3 separate regions of the Mus musculus genome follow, and all the other regions are linked to region 2. Evidence: chromatin loops called from intact Hi-C (ENCODE). Cell type or tissue: left cerebral cortex. All regions are shown on one strand. Region 1 has its middle 20 kb from the start of Abcc12. Region 2 holds the start of Itfg1 (integrin alpha FG-GAP repeat containing 1). Region 3 overlaps Lonp2 (lon peptidase 2, peroxisomal).

Region 1 (5,000 bases), 750 kb after region 2:
GTGTACTTACATATAATAAATAAATAAATAAATAAATAAATAAATATTAAAAAAATACTAAACCCAAAGATGGCTGAAGTAAAAGATTTGTCAACTGCTAGATACGCTATCCATAAAAAGGCCAGGTCCTGGACCAGTGTCTGCAAATTCCCAGTAGCAGGCTAAGCAGCCCCCTGGAAAATGTACTCCATGGAGCAGAGTTGGGGGCTGGCTTTATTTATTTATTTATTTATTTAGCCTTGGAGAAGGGAACCCTGACTGACACTCACCTCACCTCACCCAGCCCAACCCCCAGCTACAGACACAAGGGGTGGCTGACACAGAATAAGAAGCTTGGAGCAGGACATGGGTCCTTAGAGCTACATCCCCCATATTGGATGTTTGCCTGTCCCTCTGGTCCTTTCTTCTTCTGTCTTAGATCAAAGTGCAGACAAGTCTGTTCAAAGCCAGTGATGGGGTTCTGAGCCAGACACCCCTCCTGCCAGAGTGAGGATCCCTCTATCAGAATAAATGTTATTTATTTATATCAGATAAATGTTGTTATTAATCTGTTCCCATGCCGTGGGCCTCTTTGATTCTCCAGTGTATTTTCAAAACCTTTTTTTTAATGTCCAAGACACGATATGTAGAATTACAGATAACCAATTAAACTAAAAGAGTGCTATGTTAAAAACAAGGCAGGATATTATGAAACATAATCTACTGTGTTGACGCTCTAAGTAACATAATCTAGAAGGAGGTCTAATGACCACCAAGAGTCCAAAGCATCAATACACGTGAGGTTTGTGAAAACTGGGGCAACCAAATGAGATTTGAGAACGCCCATTGATGCCGCCATCCTCGTGAAGGTCGTGGATATGATGTATTTGATTACCTCCATTATGATAAAGGGAAAATGCTAAATTTCCATTAGTAAAAATAATGACATTTTTTTCTGTTCTAGCCCACAGGCACATGGACGACAGACAGGTCAGCTCTCAGACTGGTAATCTGTAAGGTTGCTTCTAACACAAATTATCTAGATGAGACAAGGGGATGTGTATAAAATGTGTTAGGACGTCAGTTTTGTTTTGTTTTGTTTTGTTTCTGGCAAGCCCCCGCTGACCTAGAACTCTGTAGACCAGGCTAGCCTCAAACTCAGAGATCTGCCTGCCTTTGCCTCCTAAGTGCTGTGAGTAAAGGCTCTTGCCACCAGCCCTATGTAAGAATTTGACAGTCTGAAGAGTTGGCACCAGAGTATCACATAGGTGGAAACTGCTTTTGTTCTGAGAACTGTCTGTTAGTCATAGTGGCCCATACATATACCCAGCCACATGAAAGGTTAGAACTGGAGCTACAAGTTCAAGGCCAGCTTGGACCACATAGTGAGTTTGAAACCAGCCACTGCAGAGTGGCTTTAATAAATTTGCTCTGAGTGATTTAGCTGCTGCTGACTTTGAAAATAATCCCAGAAATAGAGATTGATGGAAGAGATCGGGGCTGGGGAGGTAGGTGGAGTCCTGTGGATCGGTGGCAGTAGCCTCTTTCCCATCCTCTGACTCAGGGATCTGCGTTTTTCTGTCCGGATTCCGTGTAGATCACTGCAGTTTTGAGTCTACGGAGCCTTCCTGCATTACTAGGAAGAACCTGCCATCTGCTGGCCAGCTTGAGTAAAACATGAGGACCCTCCTGAAGGATGATGGCTGTTTGGGGAGGGCGTTCTGGTACAAAGGCCATTGCCACAAAATAGGTCTGGGAGGGACAGATATTTTCTATTAACAACTCTGGACTTGGAAGAAGCCGGATAGGATGGCACTTAGAAGGGCCCTTCGATTGCTCTTTGGGACTCCGAAAGTAACGAAAGGGGATAAAAGATTGAAGAAAAAAAAAAAAGTAACAGGGAAAATAGCTATTGAGAGAGAGAGAATGAGGATTTACAGTCAAAAAATACCCCACAAAAAGAAACAGGTGTCACTGGAGACGCCTCCGGGCGGAAGAAGATGAGAACATTTCCCCGCCTTCGGTGTAGACCGTGTTCTTCGGTTCTGAGATCGCATCGCCCTCAGGCAAAACTGTTCCTTCTGCACTGAACGTTCTTCCGACCCCATCCTTCTTATCTAAGTAAATGTTTGTTTGCTGCCGCTCTAGGGAATCTGCAGCAAGTCCGCTGGGCAAGCGAGCTCTATGGAAGCTCAGCTCAGCTCTTTGTCGACACCTCCTGGCACTGCTCTGGAACTGCCTGCTGACTTGTTTACTGCTTACTTCGTGTCTCCAGAGATCAAAACCCCCAGGCAGGGTATCATTTAAAGGCAGCTCTATCCTACTGTGAAAAACTATGCGAGACTATTAGCTTACTGGATTCATTTTTCTTGTGGAATTTTGAGGAACTTGGTGATCACAATTTGAAAACAAATAAAAATGCGTTGACACATTTTTTCCCCTAGAGATCTTCTGCCTAGAAGTTGAAAATCATTTCTTTTTCTATTTCAATATCTGCCAACACCCTTGAGGGGCCTGCCGGCATCCATAGCCTGCTCATAGCAAAAGCCTCGCGATTCTAGAGAGGGAACCCCTCCATTCAGTCCATGTGACTTGGAGCTGATCCTGTCCTCCCACACAGGAGTGACTGGGCCTGGCAAATCCAACTTCTAATAGCTTAACATGCTTGGTTCAGAGATGAGCATATGACTGAGCTAACCCAATGAGAAAATACCCTACTTTGAAACCTTGACTGAGAATTTCTGAACTTGGTAGGCCATGGTCCTGGAGCTTGTGGTCATTTGGTGCCGCCAGAAAGTGGAAAGTGGCCAGAAGTAAAGCCAGAGGTAAGACGGTGTCTACAAGATCAACATTCTTTCTGTACTGGCTCCAACCCAGAACTTTTACTGGACTTCCCCATTCCATTCCATGAGCCATAGCTACTGGGAAGACTTTTATAAAGAACATATTTTAGACAGTAGCTATCCCAGTGTCCAGTTAAATAGGAAGAATAAGGGAAGATGAAGGTTGGGGGTCAATTAACGTTTTGTCTCTAGGAATGTCCCTTACTCTCAGTGTACTGTGGGGAGCAGAACGCCACCCTCCCTTTCTCTTTCTCTCTCTCTCAGATGTATTTGTTTTTATTTTAGGTGTATGAATGTTTCACCTGCATGTATATCTGTTTATCACATGCATGCCCGGTGCCTGCAGAGGCCAGAAGAGGGCATCAGATCACTTAAAACTGGAGTAACATGAGCCGCCGTGTGAATGCTGGAAATTAAACCCGGGTTCTCTGAAAAAGCAGCCAGTGCTGTTAACAACTGAGCCACCACTCAAAATCAGACCAGTTTTAATGCTCCAGTCTTCCCATATCCACACCTTTGCTTCCTTTACAGTGAACTGCACTAGCAGCAGCAGCAGCAGCAGCAGCAGAGGCAGCAACAGCTACAGCAGCAGCAGAAGCAGCAGCAACAGCAGCAGCAACAGCAACAGCAACAGCAACAGCAACAGCAACAACAACAACAACAGGGCATCAGCAACAGCAGCAGCAGAAGCAGCAGCAACAGCAGGGCAGCAGCATCAGCAGCCACTGCCATCTGCAGTGGAAAAACTGCAGTCCCTGCATTGAGTTCCAAGGAAGCAGATGCTATGGTGAAGATGCTGGACTTCAGCTGCTTCACTGGTTGGCCTGCCTAGACTCCTCCTGCTTGCTCCTACTCTAAACACATCCCTGTTTACTTCCTAATTATGTCCCAGTGTCTGACTAGTGAGAAGAGAATGAGTCACATGGAGACACACTAAAGAATATGGAGCCCAGTGCATTGCTTGCTGGAGTACTGACCACTTTAATGGACTGGGTTTGTTGTTGTTGTTGTCGTTGTCATCGTCGTCATCATCATCGTTGTCATTGTTTTAACCAAACTATGCCTTGCTTTTTTTTTTTTTTTGGTGGGGGGCACATTGTAGCTTGCAGAGTGTTCTTGTATAACATGACCTTGCCCAGTCTTCAAGGGTACCTCAGTGAGGTGGGACAGATCAGCCTGAGTAGCCCAGCATCCAAGAGAACTGCCTACCGTCCTCCACATCTGGCTCTTTTCTAACCTTGCCTGACTGGGTGGTAAGGAATAACCTGTGTGACCTACGGGTACTCCAGGCCTGTGCTGCAGATCCCATGCAGTTATTAATTGGGATCCAACAGCCAGAGGGGTCCCAATTAATACCCCAAGGAGGGTTTGCCTGTTGGGCAAGAAGCCAGTGATTCTCCATTTTCTGAGTCCTCACCAGGAAAGTCCGTATCCTCCTACCTTTCACACACAATGGCCATTGTCAATCACACAGAGGAGAAGAGGGCTGGGGCTCTGCTTCCAGAGGTATCCAACGCTATAAGCAGCCATTCGTTTGTTTGTTTGTTTGTTTGTTTTATATGAGTACACTATTGCTCTCTTCAGACTCACCAGAAGAGATCATCAGATCCCATTACAGGTGGTTGTGAGCCACCATGTGGCTCCTGGGGATTGAACTCAGGACCTCTGGAAGAGCAGTCAGTGCTCTTAACCTCCTGAACCATCTCTCCAGCCCTATAAGCAGCCTTCTTACAACCTAGGTCAGCAGTCACCAAGGCCCACCACTTCTTAGCAATGGATGAATAAATCACATGTGAACCATCAATGGTGCCACTGAGGATGAAGTGTGTCACCTCTGGGTGTCAGCTGATATTCCAGGGATGCGGCAACCTCCTGCTGGGACCACCTGAATGAACAGCTTGTATCTTCCATGTGTAAAGGAGCCGCAAAGACATACATCTTGTTCTTAAAAAAAGAAAATCAACTTCTGCCCAGGCCCTGTGGACCTGCTGGCTCTCAGCCACTGGGTATTTAACCAACCACAGCCAAACCGACACATGGCCACGCTGTTGGCTATGTGGTCAGAGGGACATTGCACAGTGAGTATACTTTCACCCCATACTCACTTAAAATACACATTGCGGGAACCTGTGACCCCAGAACACTTTGTTAACCTATTATGGATCTCCAAAGACCCAG
Region 2 (5,000 bases):
TAATTGTATGTTAGTGGGGTATGTGTGTGTTCAGGCTGATACCACAGTGTGTAAATGGAGGTGAGAGGACAGTTTATAGAAGTCGGTTTTCTTCTTCCACCATGAGGATTCTGGGTATCTACCTTAGGTTATGAGACTTGGATTTAGGTGCCAACTCACCAGGCCTCCCAGGTTTAATTAATTAATTTATTTAGTTTCAAAACACTGTTTTCTACGCAGACCTCAGAACTAGGAATTTTGTGTCACAAACCACAGCTGAACACGACTGATCTCAAATACAACCCACACGACTGCATATTCATATAATAAGAAGAATATTATATACTTACTTCAGGGATACCTTTACCTTGGGTTTAAAATAGGGTGCACTCTGATCTGCCAAGAAGACAATTAAGTCATTTCCTAAAAGAAACAAATAAGTTATTTTAGAAAAAATGGTTTTTGGAAAATCATTCGATCAGTGCTTAAAAACTTCCTGGGTACTGTTTCTATAAGAAAGCTTTTACTCTGACCTAGTCAGACAGCACTGCCAAGAATACTCATACAAATCTAATGGAACATGGAAAAGAAAAGTATGGAAAAGGATACTTGTTCAAGGCAATGTGACGCCATGGGATTCAATTAAGGGCCAGGTGGCATAATTCAAAAGAAGCATCCATATAAAGAGCACACCTTAAACTATACTGTTGTATACTGAGTATGAGACCCAAGTTTGATCTGCAGCAATACAGAAAACACCCCCCCCCCCCCACACACACCCTTATTTATACTGTGCTACTGTTAAGTCTTGTGTTTTCCACATCCAATCAGGTCTCCCTCATAGGCTGTTATCATCATACCAAGGATCCAGGAATTCCTACTAAAACATCTACTCACAAGTTACAAGGATATAAGTCAACACATAAGCAGAAAAAGCAGAGCCCTCCACACTTCCCCCTTTGCTTCCACATGGATGGGTCAATTAATGTTCATTGGGACAGACTTTCAGAAACGCTTAATCAAGCACAGGATATCTTCAATGTCTCTGTATCTAGTTTGGATAGATTAGCTACAGACTTTGAGTATTCTTGCAATGTGGGTAATCATTCAAATAGAGGAAAAACCATCCAGGTCTTATAAGAGGTTCTGGGGTCCTGGAAAGAGCACTCAAAAGACCTTGTCAGGATCCTGCCAGTCAGCTTTGTAGGGGCTTTAAACTTTATTCATGGCCTTGGTCCTTAACCACCAACCGATGCACTTGGTCAGCATCAGACATTTTTTCTTTTAAGGCTTAATGTGGTTAATGAACTTTCAATGGCAAGTTGGATGAAGACTATAGCAGTACTCAAGATGAGGAGGGGCCAGATGTACACTAAGCTAAGGCACCTTATGCTGGAGAAGTCTGAAGTTTGAGAATGTATGACCAAGGAGGCACTGCGTTTATCAGCAGTTAACAACAACAGAGGCTGGTGTGAGTGGTGGAGAATTTGGTGCCTGAGGAAGGCACAGTGCCTTTAAAGATCTTAACACAAGGAAGGGCAGAATTAGTAGGAGGTGAAGGCAGAACATCTCTCACAAGAAACTGTCAGCTTGCATGTTTTCTCATCAAAGGGGGTGGAAGATTGGAAAAAAGACGGGAAAGCAAATGCTTAGACCAGAAACCAAGGTTCTTAGAAATCTGGAAGACCTTTGGCAGGCAGGTGATCATTCGCCATATGAAGGCTAGAGGTTTCTAGATGAAGGGAGGTTGGTGTGTTCTTAAGGGTTGGGCTGATGGTCAAGCCGCGGGGTTACTGAGTTAGGACCGAGGGTTGATAAAAACAGGGGAAAGCTGTCCCTGTGCTGAAGATAAAGGGAGAGCCAGAAGACTGGGAAATGCAAGAGGTAGGGTAACAGGAATCAGGGGGCGTGGGTACACCGGGAGGGGCAGACAGAGGAGGGCCGGCAAGCACTGACTTTCCCGCAGCACGAAGAGGTCCGTCTGTTTGTCGGAGTTGAGGTCACCGAAGGCCGCCAGGGTGCCCCAGGCCTCAGCCCCAAAGAGCTCGGCCGTGACGTTGTGCAGAGCCCGCGCCGGGGCAGGCCCAACGCTCAGCAGCGCGAGCCCCAAGAACAGCGGGGCCAGCACCGCCCTGGCGCTAGGAAGCCGGCCTGCCGCCATGGCGCCTTCGGCCCGGCCGGCCTCCGCCGCGCTTGACGGCAGCCGCAAAGCACCGTGCGACTGACCGGCCGACCGAGAAAAGACTCGGGGTGCGGCCTCACGGGCAGCCCCTCGCTGCACTCTCACGCTGCCCTGGGGCTGTTTCTCCGACGACCAAGACGCCGAGGAGCTAGGGCGGCGTCTGCCCGGGAACTCACTTCCGGCTGTCGTGCCTCCCGACAGTGTCGCGCGAGGGGGCGGGGCCGGGCCGGCCTCGCTGACTGGCAGCTGGGGTGGTGGGCACTGTGCGATGGCGGGGGCTGAGGGACTCATGGCTGAAGTAAGCTGGAAGCTCTTGGAACGAAGAGCCCGGGCCAAGCGCTCAGGTTTGACTGCCTGTGACCACAACCTTCCCCCTCCTGGGTACAGGGGGTGGTGCTCCTCCGCAAGTCCCCTGGAGGGAGGCAGGTGGGATCTGTCCTGGGGATCAACTTGCTTCCTTAAGTTGGCTCCAGAAAGCAATAGGTTTCTCTTGCTGCCCTGCTCTTGTCCATCTTGGTCCCCATTCCCCAATCCCTGCACTTCCCCCATTTAGATAACGTCTGTCTTTCTCCCCCAAGTTATTTCCTCTCCAAAGTTAGTGATAAGCTGACTTCTCCAGAAACTTTGCCGAGTAAGTCAGCTAGTGACAAGTTCTTTGGAACCTGAACGCTCTTGCTCTGCAAAAAGTAGACCTCCATTTTTAGTGAGGTCCTAAAGAGCTGGCGACTACTTTTGTCTCATATGCCCCCTTCACATTCCTCAGTAATTTTTAGCTGCAGCCAGTTCTGTGTGTCAGAAATTGAGGAAGACGGTTTGTGCCACAAGTTAAGTTAGTGTACAGTTATGACTCAGAATGAAATTGGCCCCTTCCCTAGCCAAATGGTCCCACCACCTGTAGCTTCTAGTTGTGGTTCCCAACCACGGAGATTAAAAAGCCAGCAGTCCGAGTGTCCTGAACTGACTTGTTCAAATTGCAAAGTCACACTGGCGTTTTAAAAGTTAGTACTCCTGATTAATAACTTTCCAGAGAGCCAGCAGTGAAACTGCCACTTTTGAAATTGGATACAATCTTGGGGGAAAAAATGTGTCCTTAAACACGAGAGGTGGGGGACAAGAAATGTTCAACCAAGAACCTTTCCCTTGTCAAAGATTGACGAAAGATTGTAGAAAAGTACTGTATTTGTTAAAGTATTGCCAATTTCATTCCATTTGAAATCTTAAAATTTTTGTGTGTTTATTTACTTAGGACTTAGGGTTGTAATGGAACAAACACATGAAAAGTAAGAGAAATTTTTAGAAAGCAGTTGACTCAAGTTCAGAGTCAGTAGAATTATTTGAAACAGTTGTAGGGATATTTGTTGCTTATATTTTCTTTTATTGTGTCATATAGAAATTTTGAGTTGGTTATTAACACTGTTGCTGTGGGAATAGAAAAAGTGCTATTAGGTTGTTCTGGGCAAAGAGAATAACTAGTCTTTTGCCAGGGTCTTTAACCGTCCTCTCAACCCCCAACATGTATTTTTGCAACACAGTTTTGCAACATAGTAATCCTATAGGGTCTATTTTCTCTTCAAGTCTTTATTTTACTCAAATATATGTCACAACAGCAAGTGTTGAAAACCGTATTTTTCTTAATAGGGTAAATTCTGCTTAACTATTGTTGAATGCAGTTTCTTAAACCTAGTCTCAGCCATAGTAGATACTATCCAAATTTACTGTATGTTTACATAAGAGTAAAGTGCAGATAGAAGTGGAAAAAAAAAAAGATAGTAGTTGAGGCAAATCTTAGTAGTTATGTTTGCAGTTTCTACTATTTTTGATTCCGAAAAATACAGACACTAAACCTTGAGCCATATTATTTACTTCCTGCTTATTATAAAGTGTTAACTTGATTCTGTTTACAACTTTTAACTGTGTAAACAGCCTTGTTTGAAACATGAATTGACCTGTTTCTGGGACAGGCTCCTCTTTGGAGTTATAAGCATTGTTACATAGTAGCATTAACAACTTAAAGAACAATAAAGGATACTATTAATTGAATGTGTCTTAGTAAGTGGATATTATGTTTCTGTCTTTTCATGTATGCAAACTTAATTTACCAAATAAAGGAAATCAAATTCTTGAGTCATAAAAGACAAACTAAAATTATATAATGATCTTTAATTGTCTTTTGCACATTGCATCATGCTAATAACTGCTCATACATTAATCTAATGCTGATTGCTTCTAACCTTCACTAAACAGTTTTAAAATTGGTGTAGTTTAGCGTGCAACGCTTATGATAAGAATCAACAGTTTGAAATGGCCAACTCACCTGATGCAGCCTTCTCTTCACCTGCTTTGTTAAGGTCTGGTAAGTGTATAGACCCCAAAAGGGTCAACCGACAATTTTATATTTGTTGTTTTCAAGGTTAATGTTACTATATGGTATTTTTTGTTTCTTTTATGTCCCCTTTGGTGGACCCAACTGTGTGTACCATTTCAGTTCAAGTTAGCTTGTGCCCATTGAGTTTTGAATGTATCTTGTGGTACCCCAGGAAGGCAAAGGGTGGAGGCCTCTCAGGACAATTACAAGCTATTTGACCAAAAGCCGGCATTAGTGCTTAGGAACTGCAACTGTCAAACTGACAAGTCCAGTTAATTTTTAAAATGATTTTTGCCCATTTTTTAGGTATTGTAAATTGAGCTATAGTGTACATGAATGTGCAAATGCCTCTGTAATATGGTATAAATTCCTCTGGGTACATGCCCAGATGGTATGTTTATTTTTAGGTTTTTGACAGTCCTTAAGCCCTATTTTCAAAGTGGTTTTATTAGTTTATACCCCCATTAGCAATTT
Region 3 (5,000 bases), 870 kb after region 2:
TATTAGTGTACACAATAACCACTTTCACTGGGAGTATGAAAGGGGTCATAAAAGAGGAAACAGTTTAAGTACATTGTAAGATAGCAGACCAGACAAGCCCAAGGGAAAACAAGACTAGAGTTTTAGTCTGCTTTCTGTTGCTGTGATAAACACCATGACCAAATTCAACTTGAGGGAGGAGAGGGCTTATTTGGTTTATACTTCCACGTCACAGTCCATCATCAAGGGGAACTGGAGCAGGTGCTCCAGCAGGAAGCTGGGGGTGGAACTGACACAGATACCATGGGGAACTGGGCTCACTCACTCAGCTTGTTTTCTTACATAATCCATGGCTACCTGGATGGCATGTGGGGGGTGGCACCCACCCACAGCAGGATGGACTCTCCCACATCAGTCTTTTATCAAGAAAACAAAACCACAGACATGCCCACAAGCCAATCAGATGCAGGCAATTTCTCACTTGCGGTTTCCTCCTCCCAGGTGACTCTAGTTTGTGTGAAGTAGACAAAAACTTATCAGCACGCTAGCTATGAGACAAAGAGAGGCACAGTTTTCTACAGTTTTTAAACGTTTTTATGCCTACCATGGTAGTACATACCATGTTCTCAGCATGCAGAAAGGGCAGTTCTCTTTTAGTTTGAGGCCCACCTAGTCTATATAGCAAATTCCACACCAGCCAGAGATACATAGTGAGAGTCTTGTCTAAAATGAGTATATTAATTTAAAATCTCTGTGTGGGCATATATGTGTGCATGCACATAGGAGTCAGAGGACTACTTCATTTAAGGGAGTTGGTCATCTTGTTCAACCATGTGGGGACTGGGAACCAAACTTGTCCGGCTTGGCTGCGGATGCCTTTACCTAGTAAGCCATCTCACCAGCACCATAGAGGTTTGAGGCGGGGTCATTTACTTAGTTTTTTGTGTTCATGGATGTTTTGCCTTTTTTGCCTCCATGAATGTCTGTGCACCCCATATGTTCCTGGCACTTGAGGAGGCTAGAAGAAGCATCAGACCCTCTGGAACTGGGGTTACAGAAAGTTGTGAGCTATCATGTGGGTGATGGGCAAATACTCCCTAAGGGCTTTGAAAGACCAGTTCCTCTGCCTGTGTACAGGTAAAAGGTCTGTGCCTGTAAACACAAAGGACTAATCTGGTGGCATTCACTGTGCCTCCCATTTCTCTTTACTAGTAATGAATTTCCAAACCAACAGCTCTCTTGGAACTTCTAAATAAATGTTTCTCTTAGGTTGCAAAGAACATGTGCTGGAAGATGCAAAACCTGAATCCATCAGTGACACTGCAGACTTGGCCCTGCCACCTGAAATGCCAATTCTGATCGACTCCCATGCCCTGAAAGACATCCTGGGGCCACCACTGTATGAGCTGGAGGTGATGATTCTCATATCTATGTTTACACTGGTGCTTGCTTGATGTCGGACAGCTAGAGCTGGGGTCTCTGAAGCTAAGTTCTGGAAAATTTAATGGAAAATTTCCCTGTGTAGTGTTACACTTAGGTACTTAATGTGATAGTGTGGCTCTTGAATGGAAGTGACCCAAGTCATGACCTCTTATGGGCACCCATGCTGGCTTGACCCTGAGTCATCCCTCCACTTCATGAGTGCTCAATGATTTTCCAGTCATCCCTCCACTTCATGAGTGCTCATGCTCATTGATTTGCGTACGCAGAAGAGTTCTGTCTTTTATCGTATGCATTTCAATCAAGGATGTCCTGTTGTCTTGCCCACCGAGGGCTTAGAAAGGAGGCAGCAAATCAGCCCTGATCCCAACTACTTGAAAAACACAGACTACTACCAGTTCCAACCTGGTAGATAACCATCAAGGGTTAAACTATATGCTGCTCTATTTCTGTTACTGTTTTTTTCTGCTTTTCCCTTTCCTACGTCACCAAAGACCAGAAAGCCAGTATGAGCTAAAGCAGCAGATGGAAGTAGCTTATAAAATAGGGTGCTGAAGGTATTTGTGGTATTTAGATGGTGAGGTGATTCACAGGTAAATTCCTAGGAAAGATCTGTAAAGATGTCTATGAGGGCTGTTAAATTGTGTATAAGGCAGTGTCTCCAGCAAAAATTCCAAATCATTACCAGTGACGATAGTTTTTCCCAAGGGCTTACAACAAGGGAGAAGAAAGACTCCCCAAACTCATCCGCAGCGGCCTTGTATTACGTTCTGGACTGGCTCCCCACAAAGCTCCCAGTTGCCAGAACAGTCCTTGTTTATTCTCGCAGTGAATCTCAACGTGAACCATACAACCCAAGGTGTTATTGGGGTTGTTTACATTCTTAAGATACTATGAATTTGAATTTTTAAAAAACTGAGCTTAATTTTGGTTGAGAAAAGAAGTTGATGTGCTTTCTCGCTTGTTAGTTCATAATGAAGACAGCGATTCTGATCCCAAGTGTCATGGCCTCTTTCTCTAGACTTTCCATAGATAGCTCATTCCAGGGCAGTGGTGGCACACGCCTTTAATCCCAGCACTCGGGAGGCAGAGGCAGGCGGATTTCTGAGTTCGAGGCCAGCCTGGTCTACAGAGTGAGTTCCAGGACAGCCAGGGCTACACAGAGAAATCCTGTCTCAAAAAACAAAACACAAAAACAAAAAAAAGCTCATCCCAGCAGCAATCTGAGCACTTAAACTATATTAAAACAAAGGCTTGATACACGTTACACATTATATAACCTTCTCAGCAGATTCTGGATTCGGATGCATTTTTGCCATTGCAGGAGCTCTGACAGAGATGTAGCAGGAAGAACAAAAAGGAGGAATTGTAAACATGTCTTAGCAGCACTCTCTGATATCATCTGATTCTCTTTACAGCATCTTAGCTATTACATGTGAATACTTCTACCAACTTAGGTAGTTTGCAAACCCCACTCTCTTGTTTTCAAGCCTACATCCTCTCCCTAGACAAGGGCCTTGCCTCTCCAGGCTCCCTGCAGTCTGGCCCTTGTGGCTGTGCTCTTGTGACCAATGTCCTTTCCCTTGAGGTGCACTGTCAGCCCTGGAGCATACTCGCAGTCATATCCCTGTAAGGCTTGCCAGAGCCTGACTAGGATGCCAGGGACAGTAACGTGAATGTAAAATCTTGGTGGGTCCATAAGTCTTCCCCTAGACTAAAAAGGTCACAGAGAACTCTGCACATTTGAACATACCACTGTTTCAGTCATGTAATGTAAAAGCAAATATAAACTTGGCTACAATTAGATATGCAAATGTTCCTTAAGTGTTGATCTTCGAAGTGTTAAAACCAATAGGGCTAGAAAAACAACTCGGCAAGATAAAGATTGAGATCCATGTCTGAGATCCAGGCAGGGTTCAGTTCCCAGAACCCACATGGCAGAAGGCCACAAAGTTGTCCTCTGACCTCCACACATGTGCCATGGCATGCAGGTACATGTAAACATATACAAACGTTTCCAGTTTTTTCTTAAAAAAAAAAATGTAAGCACTAAGAGACCCTGTGGAGTGAGTATTCACTAAGCTTTTCCCCAGTCTACAGGTTAGCCTCGCTGGTGTGTGAGTGGGAAGTAACAAAGTAACTTGCGGGCTGGGGTTAGAGGTCAGTGGTGCACTCCTTGCCTAAGGCACAAAGCCTTAGAAGACGGTGAACTTGACATACTTTTATTTTAATTTGATACAGAGTGAGTGAGAGAAACATTCTGAAAAGGTTTGTGTCTGTTTTGTGTGTGCACACAGGCACATACCACAGTATGCATGTGGAGGTCAGAGGGCGATTTCAGGAATCAGGTCTCTCTTTTCACCATATGGGCTCCTCTGTGGATCAAAGTTAGGTCATCAGGCTTGGCAGCAAGCACCTTTATTACCAGCTGGGCCATCTTTCTAGCCCTAAGAAGACCATCTAAAACTGGTGACTCCACAAATCAGTAATCGAAATGGGAAGTTAGTAAGTGCTGGTGGGTAACCAGGGCTTTAAGTTGTTTAGTTGAGTCACCTTGTTTTTGAGGCAGGGTCCTTCTTGGTTTTGACACCACACATCAGGCCAGCTGGTCTGTGAGCTTCTCCTCCTTTGCCTCCCATTTCCTGTAGGAATGCTGGGGTGAGATTCACACTGCCATACTCAGCTTTTCACTTGAGCCTGGGACTGAACTCGGGTCATCAGATTTGTGGGGCAAGTTCTTTTACCCACTGTATCATCCTCCCAGCCTGGTTTCTTTTTAAATTTTATATATATGCGTGTTTCCTCTGGAAAAAAAATATACACCATAGATATATGTGTGTGTGTGTGTGTGTGTGTGTGTGTATGTATGTATACACACACACACATATACACCACTTGCACACTTGGTACCCATGGAGGCCAGAAGGAATGAGATTCCCCTAAAACTGGAGTTAACAGGCAGCTGGCTGGGCCACTAGGTGAGTACTAGTAGCTGACCCTGGATCTTCTACAAGAAGTGAGCTTGACTACTAGGCCACTGCTCCAGCCCCTTGCCTGGTTTCTTGAAGCAACATAGTTAATAGTTCTGAGGATTCAACTGTAACAATGTGATTAGCAGCTAATAAAAGTGCAACAAATGGCTTATTCTGTTAAACATGACTTGACATTCTGAAGATTCTTCTTTAGGGTTAGTCCATCCAGCTCTGGAAAGAAGCCAGGTAATGAAAAGAATAAGAAAATTGACTCAATATTAATTCTTTTCATTGTAAACACTCTCATCTATTTGTGTTGTTTTTAAACAGCACTGACCTACATATTTATCTTTTCTTTTTCAAATATAGAACTGAGCAGGTGCCAGTGCTAGAGGGAAGTGTGTGGGGTGAGCTGGGCTGATGCTGAAAGCTAGCTAAACTGCCATCTACCTGTGAAATTAAAGGTCAAAATGAACTCTTAAAGTTGGCCACCTACCCAGTGGCTTCACTGATGTCATGGTTTCCACTGCACACAGCTGCTAGAGCACCCAGCTCGCTCCCAGGAAGCGGCCAGTCTTTGCTATTCCATAGTGAAGCCAGGCACCTGAC

What was found. Peaks named below come from ENCODE experiments on the same cell type or tissue, not always from the same donor. Only the 100,000 strongest peaks of a DNase experiment are listed, where the experiment ranks them.
Region 1: it touches region 2 in a loop (2.8-fold over the local background); 2 of 42 quality-filtered maps call a loop at or near these places.
Region 3: it touches region 2 in a loop (6-fold over the local background); 2 of 42 quality-filtered maps call a loop at or near these places.

The regions. Positions count from the first base shown.
Region 1 is chr8:86,583,658-86,588,657 of GRCm38, forward strand. No RefSeq gene overlaps it. Among named protein-coding and RNA genes, the nearest start is that of Abcc12, 20 kb to the left of the region's middle. In left cerebral cortex, CTCF peaks have their summits at 1,628 (motif pointing left), 2,201 and 3,153 (motif pointing right); DNase peaks (open chromatin) are centred at 1,624, 2,157, 2,557 and 3,154; H3K4me3 peaks cover 598 bases; H3K27ac peaks cover 804 bases.
Region 2 is chr8:85,838,599-85,843,598 of GRCm38, forward strand. Itfg1 (integrin alpha FG-GAP repeat containing 1) reads right to left here and starts at 2,351. Exons shown (of 18, transcript NM_028007.3): 1 at 1,936-2,351; 2 at 330-402. The coding sequence starts at 2,140. It overlaps Phkb (phosphorylase kinase beta), which reads left to right and starts at 2,390. Exons shown (of 32, transcript NM_199446.2): 1 at 2,390-2,505; 2 at 4,406-4,514. The coding sequence starts at 4,463. In left cerebral cortex, a CTCF peak has its summit at 2,533; DNase peaks (open chromatin) are centred at 1,564, 2,305 and 2,997; H3K4me3 peaks cover 2,218 bases; H3K27ac peaks cover 1,636 bases.
Region 3 is chr8:86,707,685-86,712,684 of GRCm38, forward strand. It overlaps Lonp2 (lon peptidase 2, peroxisomal), which reads left to right. Exons shown (of 15, transcript NM_025827.3): 12 at 1,249-1,391. Among named protein-coding and RNA genes, the nearest start is that of Gm10638, 36 kb to the right of the region's middle. In left cerebral cortex, no CTCF peak of the experiment used is centred here; DNase peaks (open chromatin) are centred at 311, 2,775, 3,010, 4,437 and 1 more place; H3K27ac peaks cover 4,141 bases.